Linked DNA regions of Homo sapiens: region 2 is linked to region 1. The links are chromatin loops, found by intact Hi-C in ENCODE. Cell type or tissue: PC-9. All regions are shown on one strand. Links, peaks and the distances in the headings refer to the core of each region. The heading gives the core; the rest is flanking DNA.

Region 1 (16,016 bases), core at 5,193-7,692:
GTGGTAAGTGGTATGGAGCTGGGAGTACCAAGCTCTTAATATGCAATACAATGTGAAAAATAATACCAGTATCAGAGAAGTGGCTGGACCTCTTTATAGGCTAGAGAGATATAGAGAAGATATTGAAAAGCTTAATTTCCACAACACTTAACTCAGGGAAGTGTTTGGCAAATCAAGTGAATATTTGAGGTTTGAGGACTTAGCTTTGAGAGACTATGAAAAAAAATCCATAGGCACCTGGTTGGTGCCTGTTGCTAAAAAGCTGAGAAGACAAGGAATTGAGGTCGAAGATAAGGCACCACCCTGGGAATTTGGAGACCTGGGTCCCTCAGAGAAGGTTATGCCTGCTTTGAGAAGGGGTTGGTGTCTGTTTGATCCATTGAGAGCCCAGACAGAAAGGAAAACAGGTCCTCAGTCTGCTCAGATGGAGCAAAGAGGGGTTCTGGACTCACAGCAAAGGCAAAATCCATCCTGTGTATTTTGGGTTTAAGTTAACTCCAAATCAGATCAATTCAAGAGTGGACGTTTTAACTGGCTGAAATGAGTTTATAATTTCTACATAAGTGGTGAAAATACAATCTTAAAGTGCTTTGCAGTCTCCAGTGTTGTAATAGTCTTTGGAATCAGCCAGACATGAGTTTGAATGCCAGCTCCACAGTCTGTTAGCTGAGGCAATAAGTGACTGGGGCAAATCATTTAAGCTCTGTCTTCTCCAGTTCTTTCTTAGAGGTCCTGGGAAGATGATGTGAGATTCTGATTCAAAGTGCTGAGCAAATGTCTGTTTTGGTACCAGTACCATGCTGTTTTGGTTGCTGTAGCCTTGTAGTATAGTTTAAAGTCAGGTAGGGTGATGTCACCAGCTTTGTTCTTTTTGCTTAGGATTGTCTTGACTATACAGGCTCTCTGTTGGTTCCATATGAAATTTAAAGTAGATTTTTTTCTAATTCTAGGAAGAATATCAATGGTAGTTTGATGGGTATAGCATTGAATCCATGAATTACTTTAGGCAGTATGACCATTTTCACGATATTGATTCTTCCTACCCATGAGGATGGAACGTTTGTCCATTTGTTTGTATCCTCTCTTATTTCCTTGAGCAGTGGTTTGTAGTTCTCCTTGAAAAGGTCCTTCACATCCCTTGTTAGCTGTATTCCTAGGTATTTTATTCTCTTTGTAGCAATGGTGACTGGGAGTTCATTCATGATTTGGCTCTCTGCTGTCTATTGTTGGTGTAAAGAAATGGTTGTGATTTTTGCACATTGATTTTGTATCCTGAGACTTTGCTGAAGTTGCTTATAAGTTTAAGGAGTTTTGGGGCGGAGATGATGGGGTTTTCTAAATATAAAATCATGTCATCTGCAGATAGAGACAATTTGACTTCCTCTCTTCTTATTTGAATATGCTTTATTTCTTTCTCTTGCCTGATGCCCTGGTCGGAACTTCCAATACTATGTTGAAAAGTAGTGGTGAGAGAGGGCATCCTTGTCTTGTACCAGTTTTCAAAGGGAATGCTTCCAACTTTTGCCCATTCAGTATGATATTGGCTGTGGGTTTGTCATAAATAGCTCTTATTATTTTGAGATATGTTCCATCAATACCTAGTTTATTGAGAGTTTTTAACATAAAGGGACACATAGATCAATGGAACAGAACAGAGACTTCAGAAATAACACCACACATCTACAACCATCTGATCTTCGACAAACCTGAAAAAATAAGCAATGGGGAAAGGGTCTCCTATTTAGTAAACGGTGCTGGGAAAACTGGCTAGCCATATGCAGAAAACTGAAACTGGACCCCTTCCTTTCACCTTACAAAAATTAACTCAAGATGGAGTAAAGACTTAAATGTAAAACCCAAAACCATAAAAACCCTAGAAGAAAATCTAGACAATACCATTCAGGACATAAGCATGGGCAAAGACTTCATGACTAAAACACCAAAAGCAATTGCAACATAAGCTAAAATTGACAAATGGGATCTAATTAAACTAAAGAGCTTCTGCACAGCAAAAGAAACTAGCATCAGAGTGAACAGGCAATCTACAGAATGGGAGAAGATTTTTGCAATCTATCCATCTGACAAAGGTCTAATATCCAGAATTTACAAGGAATTTAAACAAATTTACAAGAAAAAAACAACCACATCAAAAAGTGGGCAAAGGATATGAACAGACACTTCTCAAAAGAAGACATTTACATGGCCAACAATCATATGAAAAAAAGCTAAACATCACTGATCATCAGAGAAATGTAAATCAAAACCACAATGAGATACCATCTCGCACCAGTCAGAATGGCAATTATTAAAAAGTCTGGAAACAATAGATGGTTGTGAGGCTGTGGAGAAATAGGAAGACTTTTACACTGTTGGTGGGGATGTAAATTAGTTCAACCATTGTGGAAGACAGTATGGCGGTTCCTCAAGGATCTAGAACCAGAAATACCATTTGACCCAGCAATCCCATTACTGGATATATACCCAAAGGAATATAAATCATTCTCCTATAAAGACACATGCACACATATGTTTATTACAGCACTATTTACAATAGCAAAGACATAGAACCAACCCAAATGGTCATCAATGATAGACTGGATAAAGAAAATGTGGTACATACACACTATGGAATACTATGTGGCTATAAAAAGGAATGAGATCATGTCCTTTGCAGGGACGTGGATGAAGCTGGAAGCTATCATCCTCAGCAAACTAACACAGGAACAGAAAACCAAACACCACATGTTCTCACTCATAAGTGGGAGTTGAAAAATTAGAACACATGGATACAGAGAGGAAAAACACACACCAGGTCCTGTTGGGGGTTGGGGGGCAAGGGAAGGTAACTTAGAGGATGGGTCAATAGGTGCAGCAAACCACCATGGCACATGTCTACCTATGTAACAAACCTGCATGTTCTGCACATGTATCTCATTCTTTTTAGAAGAAATAAAAATTAAAAATAAAAAAAGAGTAAACCAAAGTGCTGAGCATAGAACTAGGCACATAATGCATATCCAATAAATGGTTGATATTGGTGTATTGTCTTTGTTCCTCTCAGCAACTTTTTCAGATGGTAGCTATTAATACCCCCATTTTACAGATGAGAAAACTGAGGTTTAGAGTGGCTGAGTAGATTGCCTAAGATCAAACATCTAGACCCATAGTAAGAGCCAACAATCAAGGCCCTGTTTTCAGACTTAACTTCTAGAGTCTTCCCATTGCATGATAAGGAAAAGCCCTCCTTTGAATACAGCACTAATCAGATATTCATTTTTCTTCCCCCCCCCCCCACTTTATTGAGTTATATTTGACAAATAGAAATTGTATATATTTAAGATGTACAATGTGATGATTTGATATATATAATATATATACATACATTGTGAGATGATGACCACAATCACGCGAATTAACATATCTATCACCTCACATAGTTACCCACCTTTTTTTGTGTTGAGAACACTTAAGATCTACTCTCTTAGAAAATTTCAAGTATACAATTCTTATTAACTATAGTCACCATACTGTACATTAGATCTTCAGAACTTACTCACCTTTTTTTCTCTTTTTGTTTACAAGTGTCTGCTGTAAGGAGAGGCTTTATTCATAATTAAAAATTTATACCCTTTGACCAACATCTCCCCATTTCCCCACACCCCGGGCCCTGGCAACCACAATTCTATTTTCTGTTATGAGTTCAACTTGTTTATATTCCTCAAGTAACTGAGATCATGCAGCATTTGTCTTTCTATGTCTGGTTTATTTCACTTAACTTAATGTCCTCCAGGTTCATCCATGTTTTGGCAAATGGCAAGATTTCTCTCACTCTTTAGGGCTAAATAATATTCACATATATATGAGGTTGAGACCCAAATTCAGAACGCTGTCTAGGAAGTCAGGTTGGCTTGAAGTGATATCTGGAGTTTGAGACTGTCCAGACCCCAGTGCTACAGCTGCCTGACAACTGGATTGTCTGCCATCGTCCACTGTGCCTGGCTTTTCTGGCCAACAGTTGGTGCTGTTTTGTTCAGCAAAACACTTATCACCTATTTGTTGTCAGCCAGTCACTGACTGGGTCTTGAGTTGCAACAAGTCCTCATTGTTTCTCCCAAAGCTCAAAAGCAAATACTCTGTCAGTTATTGTTCATGCTTGTGAGCACAGACCCTGCCCCCCCGCCACCCCCTATTGCAGCAATCTGCCTTTGAGTAGAAGACAAGAGCCACCCCCCAACCCCACAGCCCAAAAGAGAACTACAGGGTGCCAATAGATTCATGCATGCACAGCCACCCTGAGCAGCAAGGGATGTGAGTCGCTCAGGCTGGGCTTCCCAGGGGCCTTGGAATGGAAAGTGGAATCTCCTGCTGCTGCACCTTCTACCTTTGTGCACGGCATCACTCCCATGGCATATGCACTGATTTCCACATTTGCTAAATTTTTAGCACTATCCTCCCCATAATATCTAGGCTCAACTTAAATGCCCCTTTCTCCATGAAATATCAGGAGTAATGGTTCTTTCCTTTGAGGTCTCAAGGTATTTAGTTTCTGCTTGCAGATCACTTTATTATAAAGTATTTCAGACACAGGAAAAAATATAACGATAATATGAAAAATATCCATATACCAATCATCTAGTTTTTTAAATGAAACATTATAAATACATCTGCTGCCCCCTCTATTCATCTCTCTGGTCATGTTCCTTTCATCACCCCTAATGTAATCACTGTCATAAATTTGGTGTTTAATGATTCCCTTGCATGTTTTTACACTTCTACTACACATGGAGGCATTCTTAAAGTATAGCCTTTTGGCATATGTTTAAACATGTTAGACATTATATGAAATGTATGTAGCCTTCCTCAACTTCCTGACTTCTAGGATGGGTCTGATGATAGTTTATACCCTTGAAGGGTTGTGAGGACTAAATGGGTTAACAAATGCAGAGCGCATAAAGAAATGCCTGGTGCATAATGTGTTGAGTAAGTGTTAGCTATTATTATCATTATATTTATATATAATTTTGCTTACTGTGTTTCTAGAGTTATCCATTTTATACATTTGGTTTTAGACCATTTATTTAGCATTCCATCACATCAGTAAACTGAAACTTACTTCTCCATGCCTATGTCGAAGAACATTTAAGTTGTTCCCAATTTTTTGCTATTACAATTTTGTAATCAATATTCTTGTACATGTCTTTGTAAACATGGGCAAGTTTTCTGGCTTAAGAGTGCAGCATTGCTGATATATATTCTTCAGTATGTTTTAACTCACTTCTGACTAGTATACTAGGGTTTGGTTAGGGGTGTGTGTGTGTGCATGCATACATATATGCACACTTATGATTCATAGCAGATTGTAAGCTCCTTGAAGACAGGCCTAATTCAATCATTCACTGATTCATTTAGCAAATATTCATTTGGCACCCAGTATAGGCAGTGTACAGGTCTAGGTGACAGGATGCAAAGATTAAATGGCACAGGCTATCTCCCAGAGCTTTTTCTGCTCTGGAAGACATACTCAGGACACATGTAGTCAGAATCATGGTCATTTCAGAGGGTAAGGGACTTGGTTTTCACTGAATATTCATGATGGACCAGGCACTGTATATACACTGTCAATCAACCACACATTAATGGCACCACTTACTACTTGGGTACCTGGGACTACTCATTAATCTTGCTGAGTCCTGCACCTCTGATGAGAAAGCACTATTTTATTGTGTTTAAGAGAATAAACCTGAGTTCAAATCCAGGCATCACTACATGTCAGCTGCATGACCTTGTATGAAGGATTTAACTTCTCTAAGTTCTTGCTTCCTGGTCTGTAAAATGGTGCTAACTATAGAATCTATCTAAAAGGGATTTATGAAGATTACATGAGAAAAATGCCAGTAAAGTGTTTACACAGTGCCTGACACATAAGAGCTCAATCATTGGTGGCTATAATCACGATCATGTCAATTGTTATCCATTATCCAAAAAAATACGTGCCTTTTTAGAAGTAAGTATATCTGGGAAGTCATTATGGAATTTTTACTTTCTTCATTGCACCAAGACTTACCAGTGAATTATCTTATATACCAGTTAATTATCTGATATACCAGTTACTACCTCTTCTATATGAATGCATATTCACAATGTATTTCATCTCAGCCTTACTGTATTTAGAGAATAGTAAAGTTTTACTTTATTTTTAATTTTTTCAACCAACAGATTTTGCTCTAATTAACAGAAAGAACCGATAACTCCTTGTATTCATCTTGACTGCCCTCTGGACATGGGCAGGTTTCCAAGCCCACAAGTTCTGCCAGCAGCTGCACACTTTAACCTCTAGAGGGAGCTGAGAGGGAATTTGAGTCCATTGCTCTGACTGAGCAAAACGGCATTTAAATTACACCTGAAAACATCACTATCCACTATTGAGAGTGCATCCTCAGAGAAAAATCCTGGGATCATTTCCCCGAATCGATTCAACATTGCCCAGATTGCTTCCATCTCATGCATACTTTGTTTTAGTAGAAATGGGCTTCATTACAGAGTGGTCTCCAGCTCCCCATAGTGGCCCCTCCTAGTAATTTTTTCTAAATTAAGCAAGCGTGCGTGGACTCAAGAGGTACACGGCAGTATTTCTTGGCTGCTTCTTTCTCCCTCTGCAAGAAACAGGAATAACATTTCATAAATAATGAGCTGCAGCTGAACTTTAATCTGCTAGATCCATTTAAAAATGTTTGGAACCTTCCCTGTCTCTCTAAGAATTACCTTCTGGATTTTTCTGGCTTTGTTTTTTGGTTTCTTTTGCATTGTAACCTTATATTAAGGAGTATGCTGCTTATGTTTAAATTAATCAATTCTGAAATAAAATGTATTTACTTTCTCCCCAAACAGTAGCCTGGTGCCAAGCATGTGGGAAATACCTCATAGGTACTTCTGGCACCCAGGGGAGACATGGCATGATCTGTGTCCCAACATGCCAGAAAGAATGATTCCAGGGCCCCATTCTGTTTCTGAAGGTCAAAAGGCAGATAAGTGCCCCCCCAATATCTGAAGGTCTATCATGTCGAACGGGGAGTAGGCGTATTCTGCATGGCTCCAGAGTCCGACCAAGGACGTATAAGAGAGTTCACTGCGAGATCAACTTTTGCTCAATGTAAAATATGTGTATATAATATATATATATATATATTTCTTTTAAAAAAAACACCGACTTCCCTATCTCTAGATGTGATCTATTGGAAGCTGAAAAAAAACAACAAAAACCATCTATCAAAGAGATTGCAGAAGGGAGTGGGAAGTACCTTCCCTCTTAAGTCCCCTCCCACTCTAAGATTCTGCAAGACTTTACAGGAAGGACTTACTCTCCTAGTTTGCCTTTTTTCTGATGATATTCACCAGGCTCTATTTGGATATTTTCCCCTGAAGTTTAAAAAAAAAAAAAAAAAAAAACTATGCCTCTCAACTCATTGTATGTATATGGGGCTATGAATCAGAGAGGAAGAAATGACCACCAATGAGTATGGTGGGAAAAGGGAGGGAGAAAGGGGTTAGGGAAAATTTTGCATGCCTGAGAACATTGAAGGATGAGAGGAGTTAAAGTTCAGCCCCGCCAGTATGTCTGAAATATCCCAGTTACAGCCAGGATATCCCAAATAAGAAGTAGCACCATCACATTTGCAAGTTAGAAAGATCACTCAGAGGAGAGAACAGATTGGTAGATTTCTTCATGGCTGTGAATGTGTTAAGTTGATGGAATTGTTTCAGGAAGCAGTGCTGCACTTAGTCATAAACTCAGCTATGAAAATAAGCCTGTACCTCTATCCAGATCAACAACAGTGACAACAACAACAATAACAAAACCCACAATGTGTCAATGAAAATCAGGCTGTTGGTTTACAAGAAATGTAACTCTATCTCCTCCTGTTGGTGCTTGTTGTTGGTTTTCAGGAAAAGCCTAGTTTGGCATTGAATCCTGAATGAATTTGCTGAAAACAGCAACCTCACATATTTACATTTGTTTCTCCTGGTGACACATGGATTAGAAAAAGAAGTAGGAATGATTAAAACAGGAAGGGTAAGCATTAGTTAACCCACAGCCAGATTTTCAAGACAAATAACATCTAAATCAATACCAATCAACCAACCAAAGACACCACATCCCTCCACTGAAATTCCTCCACTTTTCTGTACTGGGAGAGTTATAAGCACCATGGACTATTGGTCACTTCCCAGTATGCAATGAAGGATTTTCCCATTATGCCCATGTAAGAACATGAGTCCTGATCAGCATCTGGTGAACATCACTCACTGGGGTTGTCAGAAATATTTTGGAAGACTGTCAAGCTCATGGGGCCAAGGGGGATACCTGGTGGAATGTGAGAGCACTAAAAGGGCCCTGAAAACAGCTTCGCTGCAGGCAGACCACTAATTGATTCTTTAGGGTCAGGGCCAGTGTTCTGAGTGGCACTTGTGTGTGTGGCTCTAAGTGGCCAGAGACGCACCCATCTCTCTGCTGTCCACAACAGACTACCCTGATGAGGCACGTCCCTGAGATATTTCCCCAACTGCAGCTCAGCACAGTATGGCAAAGGCCCAGGAGGGAAATAGTGTACATGGAGCCAGGTATGTGACCATCACAGGTGACCTCTCCGAGCCTCAGTATTCTCATTTATAAAATTAATCCTCATCCAACTTACAAAATTGCTGTCACAATCCCATTATATAGTAGAGATCAATGGATAAATTGACCATTGCTATGTAAGGGTCACATGATATTGTTGTTATTCTCAAGTAAGCTGTGGTAGCTTTGGGGAGGGAGGAGGGGTGGAGTCTTCTCTCTGCAACACAGGGTGAACTCCCAGATACTTCACTAGAAGGGATGCACACAGCCTCCAGAAGCTTTTAGAAAATGGCTGTAGTGGAGAAATAGTCAGATTTTTCTGGGCACTTGTGGGAGGCCCATGGGACTTGGGGTGAGGTTGGGGGTAGGCAAACTTAGAGAACAGAAAATAATTGAAAGAGTGTCCTGGAGGCAGGGGTTTAAAGTGGAAAAAAAACTGGTGTTTGGAATGAGGCTGTCTGGGTTTGAGCTCTAACCCTCCCCCTCTGACTGTATGACTCAGGGAAGTTAGTTGTCCATTCCATCTGTAAAATGGGTGTGATTTTTAAAAAATCTATTTTAAAGGGTTGTTACAAAGATTTTAAATAACGTTAAACAGAGCCTAAAATAAAAAACTTCAATGATTAATGACTATTTTAAGGATCATTGACTTCGATGTAATTCAACAAAAAATACTTGTTCATACAGAAAATGCCAGGTCATAGATTGTCATGGCTAGAAGGCACTCTGAATACATGAGATAGCTAATGTCCAAACAGACTGGCCTTATGCTAAATTAAGCAGTTTTTGGTGGCAAAGCTGAGCCCCCAGCAAAAGTCTTCTAAAACCAGAATAATTTTTTCAATATGACACCTCTAAAATGCTTTTCAGGACCAATACCTGGTCACAGGTTCTTAAGTCAAAGTCCCCATGACTCAGAAGCACATCCAGCCTTCTAATTGTGAACAGCATGTGCAGATGCCCTGAGGAGGAACCGGTGGCATAGGTTGGAAATCATATTGGCACAGTAGGCCTGGGGTCTTGACTATCAGCAAATGAATGGATAAATAATTTGCAGTATGTATATACAATAGAATATTAATCAGGCATAAAAAGCAATGAAGTACTGATACATGATACAACATGGATGAACCTCAAAAACATTGTGTTAAGTGAAAGAAGCTGTACATAAAAATTCACATACGTTATGATTCCGTTTGTATGAAATATCCAGAATAGTGAAATCTATAGAGACAGAAAGACTGGTGATTGCTCAGAGCTTAGGGAATAGGAGAAATGGGGAGCAACTGCTTAATGAGTGGTGCATTTCTTTTTAGGGTAATAAAAATATTTTGGAACTAGATAGAGGTGGTGATTGAAACCATTGTGAATGCACTAAATGTTATTAAATCATTCACTTTAAAATGGTTAATTTTAAATTAAAACATATAAGATACAATGGATTAATTCAACTTAACTTACTGTAACTAATAATTTTCTTAACTGTCTATTAAGACGTAATTTCTAACCTAGAAGTTTGTCTACTCAAACTACTGTGTCAGCTGCCTCCCAAATTACTCACACTTTCTATACCTCAGTTCCCTGATCTATAAAATGAAAATAATAATATCTGCCTCATTAATTTGTTGAGAAGACTAAATTGAGTTATAGATATAAACCTATGTAAAGCTATTTACATTTATATCATTTTATATGCTTATTTATGTTTACTGTATTTCATTTATAAATTCTCTACCTTTATCCAGTTTTCAGTTGTTTCTCAACAGAACAAGCAGTTATAACATGTAGGGAGCAATGGTTATATGGATGGAGGGAATCTTTTTGTTCTTTTTTTTCTTGTAAGAGACAACCCTATGTAGTGTAAACCAAAAATAAAATTTGAAGCCCTCCACCTCACCCCACAACCATCTGAATGGACTCCCTCCTTAACCAGGGCATTCTAAAATTTAACCTGAAAGACTGGTTCATGACCCGACAGGAAATGGGGGCTGGACATGCCCCATTTTGCCCCTCCAGCTTTAACACCAACACAGACCTTAAACCTAATAAGAAACATTTACAGCCTGTTCTCTCTGAAGTCTGGAGGCTTCATCTGCATGATGAAACTTTGGTCTCTACAACTTCTTATCACAACCCAGACACTCCTATCTATTGACAACTTTTTTTTTTTAACTTTTTTTTTTATTATTATACTTTAAGTTTTAGGGTACATGTGCACAATGTGCCAGTTACTTACATATGTATACATGTGCCACGTTGGTGTGCTGCACCCATTAACTCATCATTTAGCATTAGGCATATCTCCTAATGCTATCCCTCCCCCCTCCCCCCACCCCACAACAGTCCCCAGAGTGTGATTTTCCCCTTCCTGTGTCCATGTGTTCTCATTGTTCAATTCCCATCTATGAGTGAGAACATGCGGTGCTTGGTTTTTTGTCCTTGTGATAGTTTACTGAGAATGATGATTTCCAGTTTCATCCATGCCCCTACAAAGGACATGAACACATCATTTTTTATGGCTGCATAGTATTCCATGGTGTATATGTGCCACATTTTCTTAATCTAGTCTATCATTGTTGGACATTTGGGTTGGTTCCAAGTCTTTGCTATTGTGAATAGTGCCGCAATAAACATATGTATGCATGTGTCTTTATAGCAGCATGATTTATAGTCCTTTGGGTATATACCCAGTAATGGGATGGCTGGGTCAAATGGTATTTCTAGTTCTAGATCCCTGAGGAATCGCCACACTGTCTTCCACAGGGGTTGAACTAGTTTACAGTCCCACCGTGTAAAAGTGTTCCTATTTCTCCACATCCTCTCCAGCACTTGTTGTTTCCTGACTTTTTAATGATTGCCATTCTAACTGGTGTGAGATGGTATCTCATTGTGGTTTTGATTTGCATTTCTCTGATGGCTAGTGATGATGAGCATTTTTTCATGTGTCTTTTGGCTGCATAAATGTCTTCTTTTGAGAAGTGTCTGTTCATATCCTTTGCCCACTTTTTGATGGGGTTGTTTGTTTTTTTCTTGTAAATTTGTTTGAGTTCATTGTAGATTCTGGATATTAGCCCTTTGTCAGATGAGTAGGTTGCGAAAATTTTCTCCCATTTTGTAGGCTGCCTGTTCACTCTGATGGTAGTTTCTTTTGCTGTGCTGAAGCTCTTTAGTTTAATTAGATACCACTTGTCAATTTTAGCTTTTGTTGCCATTGCTTTTGGTGTTTTAGACATGAAGTCCTTGCCCATGCCTATGTCCTGAAGTAATGCCTAGGTTTTCTTCTAGGGTTTTTATGGTTTTAGGTCTAACGTTTAAGTCTTTAATCCACCTTGAATTAATTTTTGTATAAGGTGTAAGGAAAGGATCCAGTTTCAGCTTTCTACATATGGCTAGCCAGTTTTCCCAGCACCATTTATTAAATAGGGAATCCTTTCCCCATTGCTTGTTTTTCTCAGGTTTGTCAAAGATCAGATAGTTGTAGATATGTGGCGTTATTTCTGAGTGCTCTGTTCTGTTCCATTGGTCTATATCTCTGTTTTGGTTCCCATGCTGTTTTGGTTACTGTAGCCTTGCAGTATAGTTTGAAGTCAGGTAGTGTGATGCCTCCAGCTTTGTTCTTTTGGCTTAGGATTGACTTACTGATGCGGGCTCTTTTTTGGTTCCATATGAACTTTAAAGTAGTTTTTTCCAATTCTCTGAAGAAAGTCATTGGTAGCTTGATGGGGATGGCATTGAATCTATAAATTACCTTGGGCAGTATGGCCATTTTCACGATATTGATTCTTCCTACCCATGAGCATAGAATGTTCTTCCATTTGTTTGTATCCTCTTTTATTTCATTGAGCAGTGGTTTGTAGTTCTCCTTGAAGAGGTCCTTCTTGTCCCTTGTAAGTTGGATTCATAAGTATTTTATTCTCTTTGAAGCAACTGTGAATGGGAGTTGACTCACGATTTGGCTCTCTGTTTGTCTGTTATTGGTGTATAAGAATGCTTGTGATTTTTGTACATTGATTTTGTATCCTGAGACTTTGCAGAAGTTGCCTATCAGCTTAAGGAGATTTTGGGCTGAGACAATGGGGTTTTCTAGATATACAATCATGTCATCTGCAAACAGGGACAATTTGACTTCCTCTTTTCCTAACCGAATACCCTTTATTTCCTTCTCCTGCCTAATTGCCCTGGCCAGAACTTCCAACACTATGTTGAATAGGAGTGGTGAGAGAGGGCATCCCTGTCTTGTGCCAGTTTTCAAAGGGAATGCTTCCAGTTTTTGCCCATTCAGTATGATATTGGCTGTGGGTTTGTCATAGATAGCTCTTATTATTTTGAGATACGTCCCATCAATACCTAATTTATTGAGAGTTTTTAGCATGAAGCGTTGTTGAATTTTGTCAAAGGCCTTTTCTGCATCTATTGAGATAATCATGTGGTTTTTGTCTTTGGTTCTGTTTATATGCTGGATTACATTTATTTATTGGTGTATATTGAACCAGCCTTGCATCCCAGGGATGAAGCCCACTTGATCATGGTGGATAAGCTTTTTGATGTGCTGCTGGATTCACTTTGCCAGTATTTTATTGAGGATTTTTGCATCAATGTTCATCAAGGATATCGGTCTAAAATTCTCTTTTTTGGTTGTGTCTCTGCCCGGCTTTGGTATCAGGATGATGCTGGCCTCATAAAATGAGTTAGGGAGGATTCTCTCTTTTTCTATTGATTGGAATAGTTTCAGAAGGAATGGTACCAGTTCCTCCTTGTACCTCTGGTAGAATTCGGCTGTGAATCCATCTGGTCCTGGACTCTTTTTGGTTGGTGAGCTAGTGATTATTGCCACAATTTCAGAGCCTGTTATTGGTCTATTCAGAGATTCAACTTCTTCCTGGTTTAGTCTTGGGAGGGTGTATGTGTCCAGGAATTTATCCATTTCTTCTACCTTTTCTAGTTTATTTGCGTAGAGGTGTTTGTAGTATCCTCTGATGGTAGTTTGTATTTCTGTGGGATTGGTGGTGATATCCCCTTTATCATTTTTTATTGCATCTATTTGATTCTTCTCTCTTTTTTTCTTTATTAGTCTTGCTAGCAGTCTATCAATTTTGTTGATCCTTTCAAAAAACCAGCTCCTGGATTCATTAATTTTTTGAAGGGTTTTTTGTGTCTCTATTTCCTTCAGTTCTGCTCTGATTTTAGTTATTTCTTGCCTTCTGCTAGCTTTTGAATGTGTTTGCTCTTCCTTTTCTAGTTCTTTTCATTGTGATGTTAGGGTGTCAATTTTGGATCTTTCCTGCTTTCTCTTGTGGGCATTTAGTGCTATAAATTTCCCTCTACACACTGCTTTGAATGTGTCCCAGAGATTCTGGTATGTTGTGTCTTTGTTCTCATTGGTTTCAAAGAACATCTTTATTTCTGCCTTCATTTCGTTGTGTACCCAGTAGTCATTCAGGAGCAGGTTGTTCAGTTTCCATGTAGTTGAGTGGTTTTGAGTGAGTTTCTTAATCCTGAGTTCTAGTTTGATTGCACTGTGGTCTGAGAGACAGTTTGTTATAATTTCTGATCTTTTACATTTGCTGAGGAGAGCTTTACTTCCAACTATGTGGTCAATTTTGGAATAGGTGTGGTGTAGTGCTGAAAAAAATGTATATTCTGTTGATTTGGGGTGGAGAGTTCTGTAGATGTCTATTAGGTCCGCTTGGTGCAGAGCTGAGTTCAATTCCTGGGTATCCTTGTTAACTTTCTGTCTCGTTCATCTGTCTAATGTTGACAGTGGGGTGTTAAAGTCTCCCATTATTATTGTGTGGGAGTCTAAGTCTCTTTGTAGGTCACTCAGGACTTGCTTTATGAATCTGGGTGCTCCTGTATTGGGTGCATATATATTTAGGATATTTAGCTCTTCTTGTTGAATTGATCCCTTCACCATTATGTAATGGCCTTCTTTGTCTCTTTTGATCTTTGTTGGTTTAGAGTCTGTTTTATCAGAGACTAGGATTGCAACCCCTGCCTTTTTTGTTTTCCATTTGCTTGATAGATCTTCCTCCATCCTTTTATTTTGAGCCTATGTGTGTCTCTGCACGTGAGATGGGTTTCCTGAATACAGCACACTGATGGGTCTTGACTCTTTATCCAATTTGCCAGTCTGTGTCTTTTAATTGGAGCATTTAGTCCATTTACATTTAAAGCTAATATTGTTATGTGTGAATTTGATCCTGTCATTATGATGTTAGCTGGTTATTTATTTTGCTCATTAGTTGATGCAGTTTCTTCCTAATCTTGATAGTCTTTACATTTTGGCATGATTTTGCAGTGGCTGGTACCAGTTGTGCCTTTCCATGTTTAGTGCTTCCTTCAGGAGCTCTTTTAGGGCAGGCTTGGTGGTGACAAAATCTCTCAGCATTTGCTTGTCTGTAAAGGATTTTATTTCTCCACTTATGAAGCTTAGTTTGGCTGGATATGAAATTCTGGGTTGAAAATTCTTTTCTTTAAGAATGTTGAATATTGGCCCCCACTCTCTTCTGGCTTGTAGAGTTTCTGCCAAGAGATCCGCTGTCAGTCTGATGGGCTTCCCTTTGTGGGTAACCTGGCCTTTCTCTCTGGCTGCCCTTAACATTTTTTCCTTCATTTCAACTTTGGTGAATCTGACAATCATGTGTCTTGGAGTTGTTCTTCTCAAGGAGTATCTTTGTGGTGTTCTCTGTATTTCCTGAATCTGAATGTTGGCCTGCCTTGCTAGATTGGGGAAGTTGTCCTGGATAATAACCTGCAGAGTGTTTTCCAACTTGTTTCCATTCTCCCCGTCACTTTCAGGTACACCAATCAGATGCAGATTTGGTCTTTTCAGATAGTCCCATATTTCTTGGAGGCTTTGTTCGTTTCTTTTTATTCTTTTTTCTCTAAACTTCCCTTCTCGCTTCATTTCATTCATTTCATCTTCCATCACTGATATCCTTTCTTCCAGTTGATTGCATCGGCTCCAGAGGCTTCTGCCTTCTTCACGTAGTTCTCGAGCCTTGGCTTTCAGCTTCATCAGCTCCTTTAAGCACTTCTCTGTATCGGTTATTCTAGTTATACATTCGTCTAAATTTTTTTCAATGTTTTCAACTTCTTTGCCTTTGGTTTGAATTTCCTCCTGTAGCTCAGAGTAGTTTGATCGTCTGAAGCCTTCTTCTCTCAACTCGTCAAAGTCATTCTCCGTCCAGCTTTGTTCCGCTGCTGGTGAGGAACTGCGTTCCTTTGGAGGAGGAGAGGCACTCTGCTTTTTAGAGTTTCCAGTTTTTCTGCTCTGTTTTTTCCCCATCTTTGTGGTTTTATCTACTTTTTGTCTTTGATGATGGTGATGTACAGATGGGGTTTTGGTGTGGATGCCCTTTCTGTTCGTTAGTTTTCCTTCTAACAGACAGGACCCTCA
Region 2 (16,016 bases), core at 5,148-7,647, 110 kb after region 1:
TCTGTAAACAGCCACTTAGGTGTTTATACTTAGAGCGGATTGCTAGTGCCAAGTGCCTACCTATCATGCATTGGCCCAGTCTGTGTTAAACCCCACTCTGTGCTCATTGTCAGAGGTTAGATTTCCTGAAAAACAGTCTCAGAGACGTATTAGGGAGTGCTCTTTTGTCAGTCAACACTTGTGGCAAGGAAGGAAACAGGATAGAGCAGAAGGAGAGGTTGGGCTGCCGTAAGATCTCAAGCAAGGCTCGCTGAGCCCCTGAGGAGGCTCTGGACCTGGGATGGCCCTTCAAATGCATCCAGAAGTGAGGCAGAGGAGTGGGTCTCTAGATTCCTATATGGGGCTGCCCTTGGAAGGAGGTGTGGCTTTGGGCAAGGTGGCTCTTTTCAGTAGAGGAAATTCCCCTAAGTGGGCTGATATCTGAGGATACAGCTGGGAAAATAACTCTTTCATTCCTGCAGGAGGATCTGGGCAGCACATCATCGTATCCACCTCATGCGGTATGATGCCAAGTGCTCTACATAGATTAACTCATTGGATTTTCATGGCAACCCTGTAAGAGGTAGGGACTATTGTTATCCCCATTTTATAGACAAGGAAGCTGAGAGGTTAGGTTCTTTGCAAGGGAGAAGTGGAACCAAGATTTGAAACTAAGAAGTGTGCATTATTTTTGCGGTAGAAAGAGAGAGAGGGAGAAGCAGAAGAAGAGGAGGAGGAGGATAAAAGGAAAGATGAGAAGGAAGGATGAAACAAAAGAGGAAGAAGAGGGTTGTATAAACAGCACTGTGGGCAACCCTTGTAGCTATGACCATAGCTACAAGTCCAAGGAAGCTCCAGAGCAAGCAAGGACATTTGATCCTCAGGTCAGTATTGGGTCAGTCCCATTGGGTCCACCCAAACTAAAGGGTGTGGGCAATAATTCAGAAAAGGCCTTAGGTCTGAGGCAGGTGGGCAAAGGAAGAATATGGCACAGCCTCCCCCAAACCTCCCCTGAGCCATCAGAGAGACAGGGGAGTTATGAATTATAAAACTCTTCCAAACAAGGAAAATGTGATTCTGTTGTTGTAGAAAAGTTTGCTTGGCTTTAAAGTTCAAGGATGCTGCCCAGGTTTGCCCTCAGCCTTTTGACAATTTGCAGAACTAGTGGCTCCCAGCGTAAGGTCCATTGATGTCACGAAAAACAGGGTGCAGTGTCTTCTCTCTGAACTTGTTAATCCACAGCAGGTCTGAACTCTGTTCAGCGCAGAAGACACTTTGTTTTCTCTGTTGGATCTATCACATTGCCCACCATTTGTGAGTGTGTATCACATTACAGACACCAAGTTAAGTGCTGATGAATCAAAGATGACACAACCCATTACTGGCCTTAGAAGAGCTTCAAGCTACTGTGAAGCACAAGGAAATGTACATAACTATAATACAAGGAAGGGAGTGATAGGTTTAGTAGGTGAGGAAAATGCTATGGGAATTCAGAGAAGGAAGTGATAAAATTCAGAAGGGAAGCTTCCTGGAGGGAAATGCTTTTTGAACTGTTCCTTGAAACATGCAAGGGTGGTAAGATTTGTATCAAGGAGATAAAGAAATTGAGAAGTAAAATGGCATGTATTCAAGAAAGTACAAGCCTTATACAAAATTGGAAATATTTCAGTTTGGATGGAGCATGGAAAGAATAAAGGGGAAATTCAAAGGGCAGCTTGGGCCTAGCCCATGGAAGGCTTTAAGTGCCAGTCTAAGATGTTTGGGTTTTATTTTACAGACATCAGGGACCATTAGAGATTTGGGGGCAAGAAAGTGATATATCTGGGCATGCTTCAGAAAAAATGAAATGGAATGGGGAAAATCCAGTAGAGAGACCAGTTAGGAGAACAGTGCAGTGGCTCAAGTGAAGATGGATGATCTGATCCGAGGCAGTAGCAATAATATGAAGATAATGGAACAGATGTTTAAAATAGGAAGCAGGCACAATCAGCAGAACTTGGTGACCAATTGGCTGTGGTTGACTAACAGAGAAGAATCAAAGAAGACTGGACGTTTTTGAACTTGGAAGATACAGGGTAACAGAGAGCAGGAGGACAGCAGAGTAAAAAGGCTCAAAAGGAGTAAGAGGGAAAAGAGGATTCATTTGGTTAGGGACTTGTGGGAATTGGGAAGACTATTGGACATTTGAGTAGCAATGTCCAGCAGACAGTTATCTACAGGTGTCATCTACTTAGAGAGGACAGTAGGAGCCATAACAATGGATGAGGATGCCAAGGTTAAAGCCATTAAGCTTCACATGGCCAGACTTTACTAAATGTTGCATTTGCCAAGGTCTCCCCTTGGTTTCTTTTTCATTCATTCATTTAACAGATAATTATTGCATGGTCTTTCTGTGTTAATGATAAACTGGAGAGATCAGAAATAATTTCAAAGTCTGAGATATAATCTTTGCCCTAAATAATCATCATCATTACAGTCATAAGAGCAGCAACCATTTATTCATCATTCTTACTTTATACAAGGCACCAGGTTAAAATGAGACATATTTTATTTCATCATTACAACAACCTGAGGAGTTAAGTATTATTATTATTATTATTATATGCATTTTATGGAGAATTGAAGCTCAGAATAGTTATCTATTTGTCTAAAATTACACATGGCACATCATCAAGGATCCTATATTCAAAAACTGGTTATCAGACTCCAAAGCACCTGCCATTAACCACAAAGGCTGTTTTGTGAGATAAAATGTGCATTTTAAAACAAAGTTAAATAACAACCCAGCTGCTTTCACCATCAAAGGTTTAAATAACACCTTGTGCGGGTCTTGGCAGGCAGTGGGTCCTTAATACACGCTTGTGAAAGGCAGGCAAGCAGACAGGAAGGGTGTGTGGTAGATATGGCAATTCAGGGGAAGGAGAAATTTCAGTAGATTATAATGGGCAGGATTTATGCTGCTGACGAATGGGGAGAAGAACCCTCCAGGAAAAAGGAATAGAGAGGTTGAGATGGAGAGGTGGTAGGCAAATTCAGAGTGTGCCTGGGAAGAATGAGAAGGCCAGCACAGCCAGAGAAGGCAATTGTGTACAGATGTATAGCAGGAGATAAGTTTCAGAAGGTCTGTTGGATTCAGATAATTAAAGAGTTAAGTATTTTGGACTCTATTCTATGGACAGTTCAAAGTAACTAAAGGTCTTTGAGCCTGGGAATGGCATAATGAAAATGGGCTTTTGACACAATGAATCTGACATTGGTTGGCAGGAGAGAATGGAAGGAAGGAAGATGAGAGGCAAGGAGTCTGGTTGTGAAACTGTTGGAATAACTCAACTATAACCATGGTAGGATTGCGGGTGGACAGTAGATGGAGGTGAGACACTCATTCAGAGGAGCTGGGCATGCAGTAGAGTGCCCTGGGGCATGTCCAGGCTGGGAGAGTGCCACTACAGAGCCCTGTCACCATCCTAGGGTTGTGGGGATAACAGCCTGGAGTAGCAGATTTCCTCTGTTTAACTTCATGTCACTCACTGCCCCTTCAGCACAGAGAAGGATTCTGACAGAATGGGAACCATAATAAGGAAGCTCTAATTAGGAGAGATGATAGAGAAATGCCCAGAGTTTGGACACCCAGAGGCAGCATGAGGGCATAGTCTCTAACAGGGAGATCTACCAAGAGGAGGTCAGATGCAGGCTGCAGAGAGGGTGGCGCCAAAGCAGGGCAGGACTTTGCCAAGATCACAGGCACTTTACCCCAGCCAGTTGGGGTGGTAGAAGGAGCCCTGAACCAGGAACCCTGCCCTGTCACATTCACTAGAAAGATGACCTTGCAAAGTCATCTAATCTTTTAAGATAACTGATGTGGAAACATCCAGCCAGTGCCAGGCATGTGGCCGACACTTAACAAATATATGGAGAAAATAAAGGTCTTGAGCTTCTGTTTGCTCACCGGTGAAGCAGAGATAACAATCTCAGATCCGCCTACCTGCCCAGGCTATGGGGAAGGTCACATGAGATGCAGTCTTTGAGCACTCTCCACAGAGGCAGTAGACCAATCTAAGGGAGAATATCATGATTTTCATGGATCTCTTGCACTCTCCAGAGACCCTTTTCCAGAAGCAGAGGAATGTTTTTAAGAATCTCTACACTTATTTCCACTAAAAGAGAAAGAATGGAAGTGAGAAGATCCCGTAGCCCTTTGGGTACCAGATCATAAACTCTTCCAGGGAAAGAATGGGTCTTCATCTCTTTACCCCCATTGCCCAGCAATGTACCTTCATGGATTTAACCAAACCCTATGGTGTTCATAGCCCATCAGGACATTTGTAGCCTAGAATGGATCCAAAGCCAGGTTCCAATGAAGGGATGAGGGACCTATAAACTTAACTCTTTTAGAGATAGAGATAGCTAGTGCTGGTGAGCAGGTGAGAGTGGCCTACAAACAACTTCACCGTTACCCTGAGGGGCTCTCCTTGGCTAGACATTCAAGGTCTTTCACAGTCTGACTCCTGCCTGACTTCCCATTTTTTCCCTTCCTGCAACCTACATCTCCTCGCTCCCCAAACACATCCTACATTGTCCCCACCCCCAGCACCTCTACCCTGGATTTTAACTTTCTTTTGTATCAAATGCCCTTCTCCCCACCCATACCCCACAATCTCCACCTGTCCAAGGTAGGGCATGTGTGTCCGTTCACCCATGAAGGGTTATCCTCCCATCTTCTAATCTCTGCCACCCTTTATGCTATTCTGCTGCAGTCCAGCTTCCCTCCCAGAATCATGATTATTAATATATACATTCCATCTCTCCTTTAGCCCATTAATCCTTTAAGGGCTGTGTCCATGCATATTTGCTTTTGTAGATGTGCAAACTGAAGCTCCCACAGAATTTGTCACAGTGTCTTATGCAAAGTAGGTGCTTCATAAATATGTATTAAATGAATGAATAAAAGAATATCCATTATAATAATACAATTATTCCTATCATCATCATCAGCTTCATTCATATCTATTAATTCACAGTAGGTAAGCCTTGAAGTAGCACTACATCTAGCACATAGTAGGCCCTCAGCAATTCTTTGCCAAATGCAAAAGGTAAATCCCAGTGTAGCTTGAAACTCTTCCTGATTTCATATGCAATAGTGATCCTAGAAGATGTCACAAGGAGCCCTGTTCTTTGCAGATCGGATTTTTCATAATCCAGGAGTAGGTCGGAGAGCACTTGGATTAGCCTCTAAACCCTGGAGCTGTAGCAGCAGCACGAACACGTATTTTTTATTTTCTCCTTTAATTATGCCCTTCCCTACCCACCACCCCGAGTCTCAGGCTGAGAGTGTCTATTTAGTTTCCTTGAGGGAGAGTGAAGTGACTTAATGTGGTTTCCCTCCAGCTGTTTCTGCAGCCCCCACCTGAAGCTCAGAATGCAAGGCAGGCATCTTTCTGCCATCTCTTCTCAGTAGGGTTTGTCACCAGCCTGCCAGGAAGGACTGGTCACCTGCAGGTGAATAAATGCTCCGGCCTTATCCCAGACAAGCTCTTTCACACCGGCAAAGTCAGTGGGCATCCAGTCGCCAAGCCTGATGGGCTGGGGCTGCTAAAATGAGCACCCTGTCACAGGAAGTGCTGTCCCTGATTGATGGTGCCCTGCTGTTTTTCAGGCCGTGGTGGTGACTGATGGGGAGCGCATCCTGGGCCTGGGAGACCTGGGCTGCTACGGCATGGGCATCCCTGTGGGCAAGCTGGCCCTGTACACGGCATGCGGAGGGGTGAACCCGCAGCAGTGCCTCCCTGTGCTGCTGGACGTCGGCACCAACAATGAGGTAACCCACTGCCCAGGGCAGGAGCTCTGGGGCCAAAAGGTGGCAACTGGGACAGGGTGAGGAGCATGTTTGTGGGTGGTTATATCTACACAGCAATGGGCCATTTCTTTCTTGGCATCCTCCCGACCAGGGCATTCCCCCTACACAGTTGTGGAGTAGAGGACCTTCTTCCCTGGTTGCCCACCCCTAGCTCCATCCTGTTCCCTCTCCCACTCCTGGGCCCCCTTGCTCCTCTACCTCCATGAGGCCCTCTGTACCCACAATGACCCCTGCTTGGGCTTCCTTCCTCTCTGACCCCCATTACCCCAGGCAGTTTCTATTTCCCTTGAGGTGGGTGTGACCACTGGGCTGTGTTTTTTAGCATTCTCAAGGCAGGCTGCCCCAGTGGAATGACTGGAATTCAAAGCACCAGGGGCCAAAATGTCTGAATCAGACAGATTAGTGTCCTGCAAACCCAGTGAGAGAAACTGAGCCAAGCGTAGGTGAGATCCAGCTGCAGGAGTCCTGGCAGTTTGTGGTTTAAGGAGCTCAGGCCCCAGCCAAGGGTTTCTCTGCTCTGGGAACCACCATGGGCATGTCTGTGACTCGCAGCTCTGTCTCTGTGTCAGAAAACATGAAAAAATATCCAAGGATTCCCTCTTAATTACATTTATCTTTGAGATCAGTGCATATTATTGAGGCCGGGCACAGTCACTCACGCCTGTGTTCCCAGCACTTTGGGAGGCTGATCGGGGCGGGATCACCTGAGGCCAGGAGTTTGAGACCAGCCTGACCAACATGGTGAAATCCCATCTGTACTAAAAATACAAAAATGAGCTAGGTGTGGTAGCACACACCTGTAATCCCAGCTACTGGGGAGGCTGAGACAGGAGAATCCCAGGAGAACCTGGGAGGCAGAGGTTGCAGTGAGCCGAGATCACACCACTGCACTCCAGCCTGGGTGACACAGCAAGACTCTGTCTCAAATAAATAAATAAATAGAGAAAATTCAGAGAAATGTTAAAAATAAGATATCAGCCACATAACAAGCACTAATCATTGTTTACATATTGGTATATTTCCCCAGCCTTTTTTTTTTCCACGCACTTATAAAATAAAAGTGGTGTTCTTATTATATATACAGTATTTTATATTTCTTTTTCAAATTTAATTATCTGTCATGAGTTTTCTTTCAGGCTATTAACCATTATTCCATAGTGTCGGTTTAATAGCTACCTGATGTATCATAATTTACATAAGAAAACCCCCACAGTTGGGCACTTAGGTTGTTTCTAGTCTTTTAAAATATAAATTGTGCTCTGGTACCCATTTTTGCAGATGAGTCTTTGTCCCTATCTCTGAGTATTTCCTTAGGATAAATTTCTAGAAGTAAGTATTGAAGCAAAAGGAATGGTCATTTTGTAAATTCTTGATTCACGGTGTCAAGAAGTTATTCTTATTTGCATTCTGCAGTGATTTCTCTTAAGAAAATTTGCCAAGACTCTTTACATGGCCTTCCTCTTCCCTAAACACAATGCATCCCCATTTCTTTTCTTTTCTTTTCTTTTCTTTTCTTTTGAGACAGACTCTCCCTCTGTTGCCCAGGCTGGAGTGCAGTGGCGTGATCTCGGCTCGCTGCAACCTCTGCTTCCCTGGTTCAAGCAATTCTCCTATCTCAGCCTCCTGAGTAGCTGGGATTACAGGCATGTGCTACCACGCTCAGCTAATTTTTGTATTTTTAGTCGAGATGGGGTTTCACCATGTTGGTCAGGCTGGTCTCAAACTCCTGACCTCAAGTGATCTGCCCGCCTCAGCCTCCCAAAGTGCTGAGATTGCAGACTTGAGCCACTGCACCCAGCCCAGGCATCCCCATTTCAAATAAAAGCAAGCACTTTAGATCCTAGTAAGGAATGATGCTTATTCAGGCTTCATCTGCAGATATGATCAAATGATGGAACGGTGGGCAGACCTTGCTTAACAGCTGGGAAATCCTGGGGGTGGGAATGAGATGAGGGAGAGCAAGAAAGTGGGAAAACTATTGGATTGGGACCTTGGTTCCCAGTACCATGACAAGCCAGGGACCTTGGTTCCAGTACCATGATGAGCCAGGTAAGTCATTGCACCTCCTTAGACTTAATTGCCTTTCAGTATATTGAGAGACTAGACCAGAAAGTTACTAAGCATCCTTCAACCTCTAAAACCACCTGGTCTCCATGTGTCTCCTCACCAGCTCAGGAGACAGGAGGTTAGATATGGATACATGCTTTACAGCTGCTCATCAAAACCAGTCTTCAAGTTTTGCTCTGCACAGCAATGCCCTTCCCCCAGCCAGATATCTGAGTTTTGCTGAAATTGTCTTTTGGCCTCAAAGAATGCTTCTTTGCAGGCGTGGATGAGCGCAGCAAACTTTGTTTTATTCTTCCTTTCCAACACCTCCTGCTGTGTTCCAGCTGGATTTAATTGAGACCTTCATTCCTTCTAAAAGCTGGCCTTAGGCAAGAATTGGAACAGATTGAGTTTGATTCTGAGGCCACTGCATCCACTGGAAGGGTGCTGTCTGCCCTGGTGCATTGGGATCCTTTGTCATTGAAGGTCCAGCACTCAGCAATGATATGCTGAAGTTTAGAGCTGGCTCTAACTTGTAACAAATCCACCAGAAAAAATGACTGGAAAGTAGCAGTAATTGTGGATCAGGCCCTTTTTATGGACCACTCAGTTTAAGCCTTGCAATAACCCTGTGAGTGGAGCATCTATCATTACCCTCTTTTTTACAGCATAGGAAACTGAGGCCCAGAGAGTTTTATTTGCCCAAGAAGATCTGCTAGAAGCGGCAGGGCTAGGAGCCGAATCCAAGTTTGTGCTCCTCTCCCCACATTACACCTGTGCCTAATTTCTGTTGCTTTATAAGTAAAGATTATTTCTTGATTTTTAGAATTTTTATTGCTAAAATGAATTTAGAACATTATTCAAAATTTTAAAGAAAAAGGAAATGGTATTTCTCCCACAATGTTGCATTTGTGTTTCTTTCCAAAATTTTTCTATGCCTATACATAAAGATAGTTATTACCTAGGTGTAATCATAATGTAATTTTGTTCTAATTTTTTCAATTAAGATTATTTTGTGAACACTTTGCCTTATTTAATAAAAGTTTATTGAGTGTTTAGTGGGTATCAGGCACCCTGCTGAGCCTGAGGGAGACAAATGAGGGTCAGCCTGAATAGAATGTTCTAGTTGTCAGTGTTTCAACACTGTCACCTAATTGGTCACTTTAATGAGTCGCGTGTCACATCTACTCAAAGCGTCTGCTTCTCCTTCTGGTGCTTTAGGCCTCTAGAATCACCTCTCCCTCCTGGATGTGGAGGGGAGAGAACCTTCCCTGGGTCTGATCCTTATGTCAGGGAGGGACCAGAGTACCCCTGTCTAGGAGGAGGGAACATGCCCTGATCTGCCCTCCTATGTGCCCCGGGGGTGAGAGGAAGCAGTTCCTCCCCAGTATATTATTCTCCCAATTTTCAGATAAGGAAACTGAGACTGAAACATGTCAACTACTTACCTCAGGTCCCACAGCTCTAAGTATCAGAGCTGGGATTGGAACCCAGCTGTCTGGCTCCACAGCTGCCTTGCCCACTGTGGTGCACTGCTCCAAGGGGTCAGGTGTTTGCATTATAGACTGGGAAATGGGGGCCGAGAATGAGTGTTTCACACAGGCAGGATCCCATGGACACTCAGGATCAAGTCAGAGGATAGCAATGCTGTTTACACCATCCTCCCCTCCAGGGAATGGTGGGCCCCCTCCAGACCCACTTGAAGAAACTCAGGACACAAAATTTTCAAAGTTATAAAGTGACCAACATTAGGAAGATGGTGATTTTTCTCTTTTCAAATGGATTCACTATGTGATCTCCCAACTACAGTTCCTTTTTTTTTTTTCAATGAAACCGTTTGCAAGATATTCCCCCCAGAAGTCCCAGGGCACACCTTTTGCTCAGAGCAAGCCTGAGATGTAACAGAGGGAAGCTTGGCCTTCTACACTTTTATCTCACATGTCCGTGCAGGGAGGATGCTGTCATGAGGGTTTTTAATGTCAGAATAACTTGACCATCTGTGTGTATGTATGTCTCTATAAAAACTCCTGAGGCAACAGGAGCTTTAATCACAGTCAAAGACAACACCCCTCCAGGTTTCCTGTTGAAGGAAAACATCTGCTGTCCACAGCCCTGAAACTCTGCATCACTTTTACCTGCCAATACCAAGGAGATTTGGAAAAATAAATATGTGGCGCCATGATCCCATGAAGAAGGGACATCCCATGATTAAGTTCCAAGTGGGTAGGGGAAGGGAGCGCCTGCTCAGCCTTCCATCATGGCTACGTGTGGATTGGATTTATTTTGTTTCATCCACATGCAGCCAGTCACAGACTATTCAGGTTAGAAGGGGCCTGAGTACCATCTCGTTCAACCCCCTTGTTTTACATGGGAAACGAGGCTCAGAGCAGAAAGCGCTTCCCCAAGGTTTGACTCGAAACCCAGTGGTTATCCCACCCTGTGCTAAGGCAGGGTGGGGGAATCCCGGGGGATGGAGCTTGGCTTTAAAATGACCCTGCTGAGCCTTGGAGATCTTCTCTTGGCAGAAGTCTTGAGCCTCTATGAATTCAACTCAGAAGGAGATGCTGTGTGCTCTTCTGGAACTGAAGAATGGGTGGAGGGAGGGGAGTCATGTTTGGTTAGGGAAACAAACATGGGAGCAGATCATTAGCAGAGCCTGGTAAATAGTGCTTTGGATGTTATTGGATCGCCAAGGAAGCATGGAGTTGACAACCAAGCTGGGTATTGCAGGGTTTCTTCTACCTTGCAAGATTATCATTATTCAGCATTCACCATGTGGTGCCATCATAGAGCTCACTCTCTACACACGTGTAACCCATGAGGATGCCCTTGCTAGGATCTTTGTATCTTACCCCAGGCTTAGCTGAGTTTCCCAAGGAATGAGTGGTAGGTGGGACTGCCACTGTGAGGAGAAAGCGTGCTGTGCCCACAGCGTGAACCCAATCCCGTGACCTCCCAGACCCCCAGGTTCCCTAAGTAACATCACAGAATGCCTGTTGCTATGCAAGATAAATATTTTTTCAACCAGGAGGTTTATCTGTCTTCCAGCTGAAATCCAGTGCTCACTGATATGGGCAGTGAAGAGGAGGAAACCATTTCTTTTTCCATGACATTTTGTCTCCAAGAAAAACCTTACGGGAGGCAGAGCTGGGCAAACAGCCATAGAGAGCACATTCAACCCTCTAACTCCCACAGCAGAGGAGAAAGTTCTGCTTCACCCACTTTGAATAAAGGCCTTCACCTAAAATTATAATCATTGACTTACTTGGTTCCAAAGGGGACTTAGTAACTATCTAACAGAGGGGAAAGATTTAGTCACTCAATATTTAGGTGCCAGGCACCCACTGAACACTAAAGTATGGAAGTGAATAAGCCTGGTCCCCACCCTGGGAAGAGTCCTGGTCTAGAAACCATGATTTCTGCCTTGTTGTTTCCACAAATGTGTTTTGTGACTTTGGGCAGCTCATTTATTCTTTCCAACCTTCAAAAACTCATTTGGAGGAAGCAGAACCAAGTGATTTCTAAGACCTTCTTAATTTTTAATTCAGCATCTCCTTAGCCCAGTCCCAGGACTCTGCAATCATATCACTAAATGCTTCTCAAGGGCTTATGTGTGCCATCACTGTACAATTAGCTGGGGAGATGCGGATGAATGAGGAGCTCAAAGAGCTTGCATTGTGTGATAGAAATCATTATTCCCTATTTAACAGAGAGCAGAAAAAAGTTAAATACCTTCCCCAAAGCCACAGAGCTAGTCAAGTGACAAAGCCTCAATTCAAACCCAGGTCTATCTGATTTGAAAGCCTAGAGCCCCTTTGGGCCCTACTGAGGATGCTCAGAGGGGAGCATCCTGACCACAGCCACCAGGACCAGCAGTGTCCTTTCCCCTGCGGCACGTTGCCTCCAAACTTGAAGATTCCTCTGCCTCTGTAGATAGGGTTACCAGATTTAGCAAATAAAAATACAGGACACCAGTGACATTTAAATTTCAGAGAAGCAATTCAACATTTTTTAGCATAAGTGTGTTCCATGTAATACATGGGTCACACTTAATTCTAAACATTTCTTTTTAATTATTGCCTATCTGAAATTCAAATTTAACTGGGCATCCTGTATTTTATCTGGCAATACTGTCTGCTGAAATCTTCTCCTCTAAACACCTATGAAGAAGTCCAGACAGAGGAGGACTGCAAGGAGGGGGTCCAGGCAGGTTACTACTCCTACCCCTTGCTGTCAGGCATTCTTATATCTGAATCAGTTGGCGGATACAGGGCAGAATGTGGGCTTCTTGTTCCATGTTGTGCCAAGTCAGCCATAGGAGCTCTGCCCACTACTGTTTTAGAGAAGCCATTTCCACTCCTGCTAAAGGAGAACCAGTTGACTAGAGATGTATACACAGCCTTTCCTCTGAACTCATTCCAGCTCTCCCCGTTCCCCAGCCCGGTCTGCAAGTCAAGAGTCTGGACCTTCCCAGCCACAATTGACCTCCTCCAGGAGGACCCGGCAGAGGGTGAGGAGCTGCCCCTTGGCTCCCTGGTTCCCTGGCCCCCACAATATCAAGTGATGGGACGAAGAGGATGCTTCGTCATGAGACCCAGTCAAAGCTCAATCTCAGGGTAGCTACTTTCTGGCTCTGTGAGCTTGGGCAGTTTATTTAAACCCTTGAACTCCAACTTCCTCTAAAATGGGATGAGAAGAGGTCAGACTATTAGAAGGAACAAATGAGTGAATTACTTGAAAGCTCTATACAAACATAAGAATCTATTTTTTAACGTCATATCCATATGGGAACTTTTTTTCATTTTTTGTGGTTAAAGTATCTGAGACATAGAACATTTTATTAGGAAAGCAAAATATAAGGACTTTTTAAAAGCTTTTTATAGTCACCCTTGTATCTCAGCAGTATCTCATTATGGTTGACCTTTGATCTTTACTGCAGTATACTGAGAAATTTTTTGAAAATCTAAAAATCCCTTAGTGCCACTGGGGAACTTAACTTACCCCAGAAACTGCATATGCAGGATTGAGAAATTCACTCTATGCTGCTTGATGCACTAAGATTCAAATCTGTGACTTGGCAACATTCCAAATTATAACTCACCATGGACCCTTTTAATCTTTGTAAGAACTGCCAAAGTGAATGTTTTCTGCCAATGCCAAGAGTAACACTATTTTCAGTCATTTTTATGTATGTCCTTCCAAGCTCTGTATGTATGTGCTTCAGAGAGTTATAATTATGATATCTGTGTAATTTTGTATCCTGTTTTCTCCACTTTAAATAGTCTCTTACAAATTTGTCCAGGTGACTGCAAAGTCTTAAAACCACCAATTTTAATTACTGCCTAGCTATTCATCATGTTACTCTACTATCATTTATCATTTCTTCTTTCTGGCTGTTTGATGCTTCTAAGTGACCTTTGATGGTCACTTTGAAGGTAGCATGTGGAAGGGTAGGCACCATGTATGCACCACTTTCACCCTTTAGGTCCCCCCTACTGACACACACACGCACACACCCCTATCAGTGAAGAATCCTAAACAGTTTCAAGGGTGTCCAATCCAGGGGATTAGGAGAGTGAGAGAGGAGGCCAGGACCCACCATCTTTCTAAATGTAAACCTGTGGTATCTTTGACAAAGTGCTAAACCCAGCTCAGATCTTACGTGTACCCAGGCCTTGGGGTGAAGGGTTAACAGATAATTCCTGTTCTTTTCTGTCCCTTAAACTACACCCTCCCCCACACCTAATACAGTGATATGAAAGCAGTATGGACCCAGAACAGTGTCCTTAAAAAGAAAAATTGATTCTTGTTGGTATGCAGAAGAGCCACCCATGCAGCATGACTGAGTGCTTAAGACCACAGACTCTGGACCCAACAGCCCAGCTTTGAATCCTGACTCCTGCACTTACGAGTCCAAGGTCTTAAGCAGGCTGCTTCACCTCTCTGTGTCTTGTTGCCTCATTTAAAAAATGGGGGAAACGATGAGACCTACCTCTCGGGTCCTTTGAGAAATAGATGAGTGAGAAAGGTACTGGGGAGACACCTGTGAAGAATAAAGGGGGAGGGAGTGGGAGGAGTTGGGGGTGAGTGGGGCCTTCAAACTCTAGTACAGGTCAGACACCTGTGAAGGGAGAGCAGAAGGGAGCGAGGACTGAGTAAGAGAGCCCAGGGAGAGTCTCCCCAGCTCAGTCAGGCCAGTGAGAAGTTCCTGCCCCAGCAGAGTCTCGGTTGGGCAGGAATGGTTTCCCCCACACCCCCTCCATGCTCAGTCATTAAGCAATCCAGGGAGAGTGTGGCGGCTGAAGGCTGTCCACCAATTGCCCTCCCTCAGCAGGTTCCCTTAAGATAGTTCTGAGCCACACACCTCCATGGCTGACACAACCTCATTGGGTTAAGTAAAGCACTTAGGGCAGTACATGACACATTGGAGGCACTGTGAAAGCTAAAACTGCTACCACTGTTTTATAGCATATGTTATAATTCACCAAGCTCTTTCATATATATTTTTCCACTTGATCATCACAATCATCCCCATGCAGCCCCTATTTTATCCCCATTTGATAGATGAGAAGAAGCCTTCAAGAGGCCCCACGACTTGCCCAAAGTCACACAGCTCGCTGTGGTGGAGGTGAGACTTGATTGTAAGCCCCCGAGGGTCGGAGTGTAGGCCCACTGGTCCTTATCTTTGTGTCCTGCAGCAGCAGTTCAGATGGAGATGAAGACAACACAAAATCCTGTTCTCTAGGAACTTATATTTTTGGTGAGTTAGACAAAAAAGTAGATAATTCCAGGAAACTAACCCATGGAATTACCTCCCATTTCCCAAATACACCAGGTATTTCTTCCTCCTGCCTCCAGCCCTCAACCTTTCCTTGTGCTGTCTTCTCAGCCTGGAGGCCCACCTGCTGAAATCTGCCTATCTCTTCCTACCTGACCATTTTCTCCATGACACAATCCCAATCTGCCCCCCAAAGGGAATTTCTTCACTCATCACTGTGCCTCCATGTGCCACACTTTGTTCCAAACCAGCGTCACTCTGCCCTGCAGTATAATGTGTCTGTTTACTCAGCAGCCACCTGTCAGCACCTAGAAGGCAACAATCATTCCTTGCTCCTCTACAAATCCCCCACTGGGCCCAGTGTCAGCAATAGTACATGAGAAATAAATGTGTCATGCATGAATGAGTCCACTGACTCTGTGTAGGGGTGGCAGGAATGGAAGACGTGGAAAGTTGGCCAGCAGGAGTGGTCATTCACACCAACGCACACACAGATAACCCAATAGCGTATGACTGCTGTGATGGAAGGAGCTGCAGGAGGTGGGGTGGAGGGGCCCTGAACACAGGCTAGGTGTTAAGGTGAGCATCTCTCTTGAACTGAAATTCCTGGTTGTTTCATTCTATGCTTGTATCCCCAGGGCCCAGCACAATGTGAGGCACATGGTAGGTATTCAGTAAGATTTCAAGGAGGGAGGGAGAGAAGTAAGAGAGGAAGGGGGAGGAAAAGAGAGGAATGGAAAGGAAAGGAGGGTGGGTTGGTTTTCTAACATGAGTCCAGACCAGGGACTCTGGATGCGACCCAATACTTCAATGAAATTCTGCCTGAAGTCAGCTACAGTGGTTCTCAACCGGTGACAGTTTTGTCCCTAAGAAGACCTTTGGCAATGTCTCAAGACATTCATTTTTTCTTCTTTTTTTTTGAGACAGGGTCTCATTCTGTTGCCCAGACTAGAGTGCAGTGGCACAATCATGGCTCACTGCAGCCTTGGCCTCCCAAGGTCAAGTGAGCCTCCTGCCGCAGCCTCCTGAGCAGCTGGGACCAAAGACATACACCACCATGCCCAGCTAATTTTTAAAAATTTTTTGTAGAGATGGGGTCTCACTGGGTTGGCTAGGACAGCCTCAGACTCCCGGGCTCAAGAGAACCTTCCACCTTGGCCTTCCGAAGTGCTGAGATTACAGGCGTGAGCCACCGCATCAGGCCTTGAAGTCATTTTTGATGGCCACAACTGCGAGTGTTACTGGCATCTAGTGGCTAGAGGCCAGAGATGCTGATAAATATCCTACAGTGTGCACGTCAGGCCTCACGTTAAAGAATTATCCCAGCCAAAATGTCAGTAATGCCACTGTTGAGAAATC

What was found. A loop is a pair of places that touch in the nucleus more often than their neighbours do. Peaks named below come from ENCODE experiments on the same cell type or tissue, not always from the same donor. Only the 100,000 strongest peaks of a DNase experiment are listed, where the experiment ranks them.
Region 2: it touches region 1 in a loop (7-fold over the local background); 3 of 110 quality-filtered maps call a loop at or near these places.

What each region holds. Positions count from the first base shown.
Region 1 is chr11:86,598,883-86,614,898 of GRCh38, reverse strand. The region is part of intron 2 of ME3 (malic enzyme 3); the gene reads left to right. Among named protein-coding and RNA genes, the nearest start is that of ME3, 66 kb to the left of the region's middle. In PC-9, for the core only: CTCF peaks have their summits at 6,246 and 6,447; a DNase peak (open chromatin) is centred at 6,338; H3K27ac peaks cover 374 bases.
Region 2 is chr11:86,487,741-86,503,756 of GRCh38, reverse strand. ME3 (malic enzyme 3) reads left to right here. Exons shown (of 15, transcript NM_001161586.3): 6 at 5,633-5,794. Among named protein-coding and RNA genes, the nearest start is that of CCDC81, 120 kb to the right of the region's middle. RefSeq lists enhancers at 5,179-5,780, 5,781-6,382. In PC-9, for the core only: no CTCF peak of the experiment used is centred there; a DNase peak (open chromatin) is centred at 6,226; H3K27ac peaks cover 2,500 bases.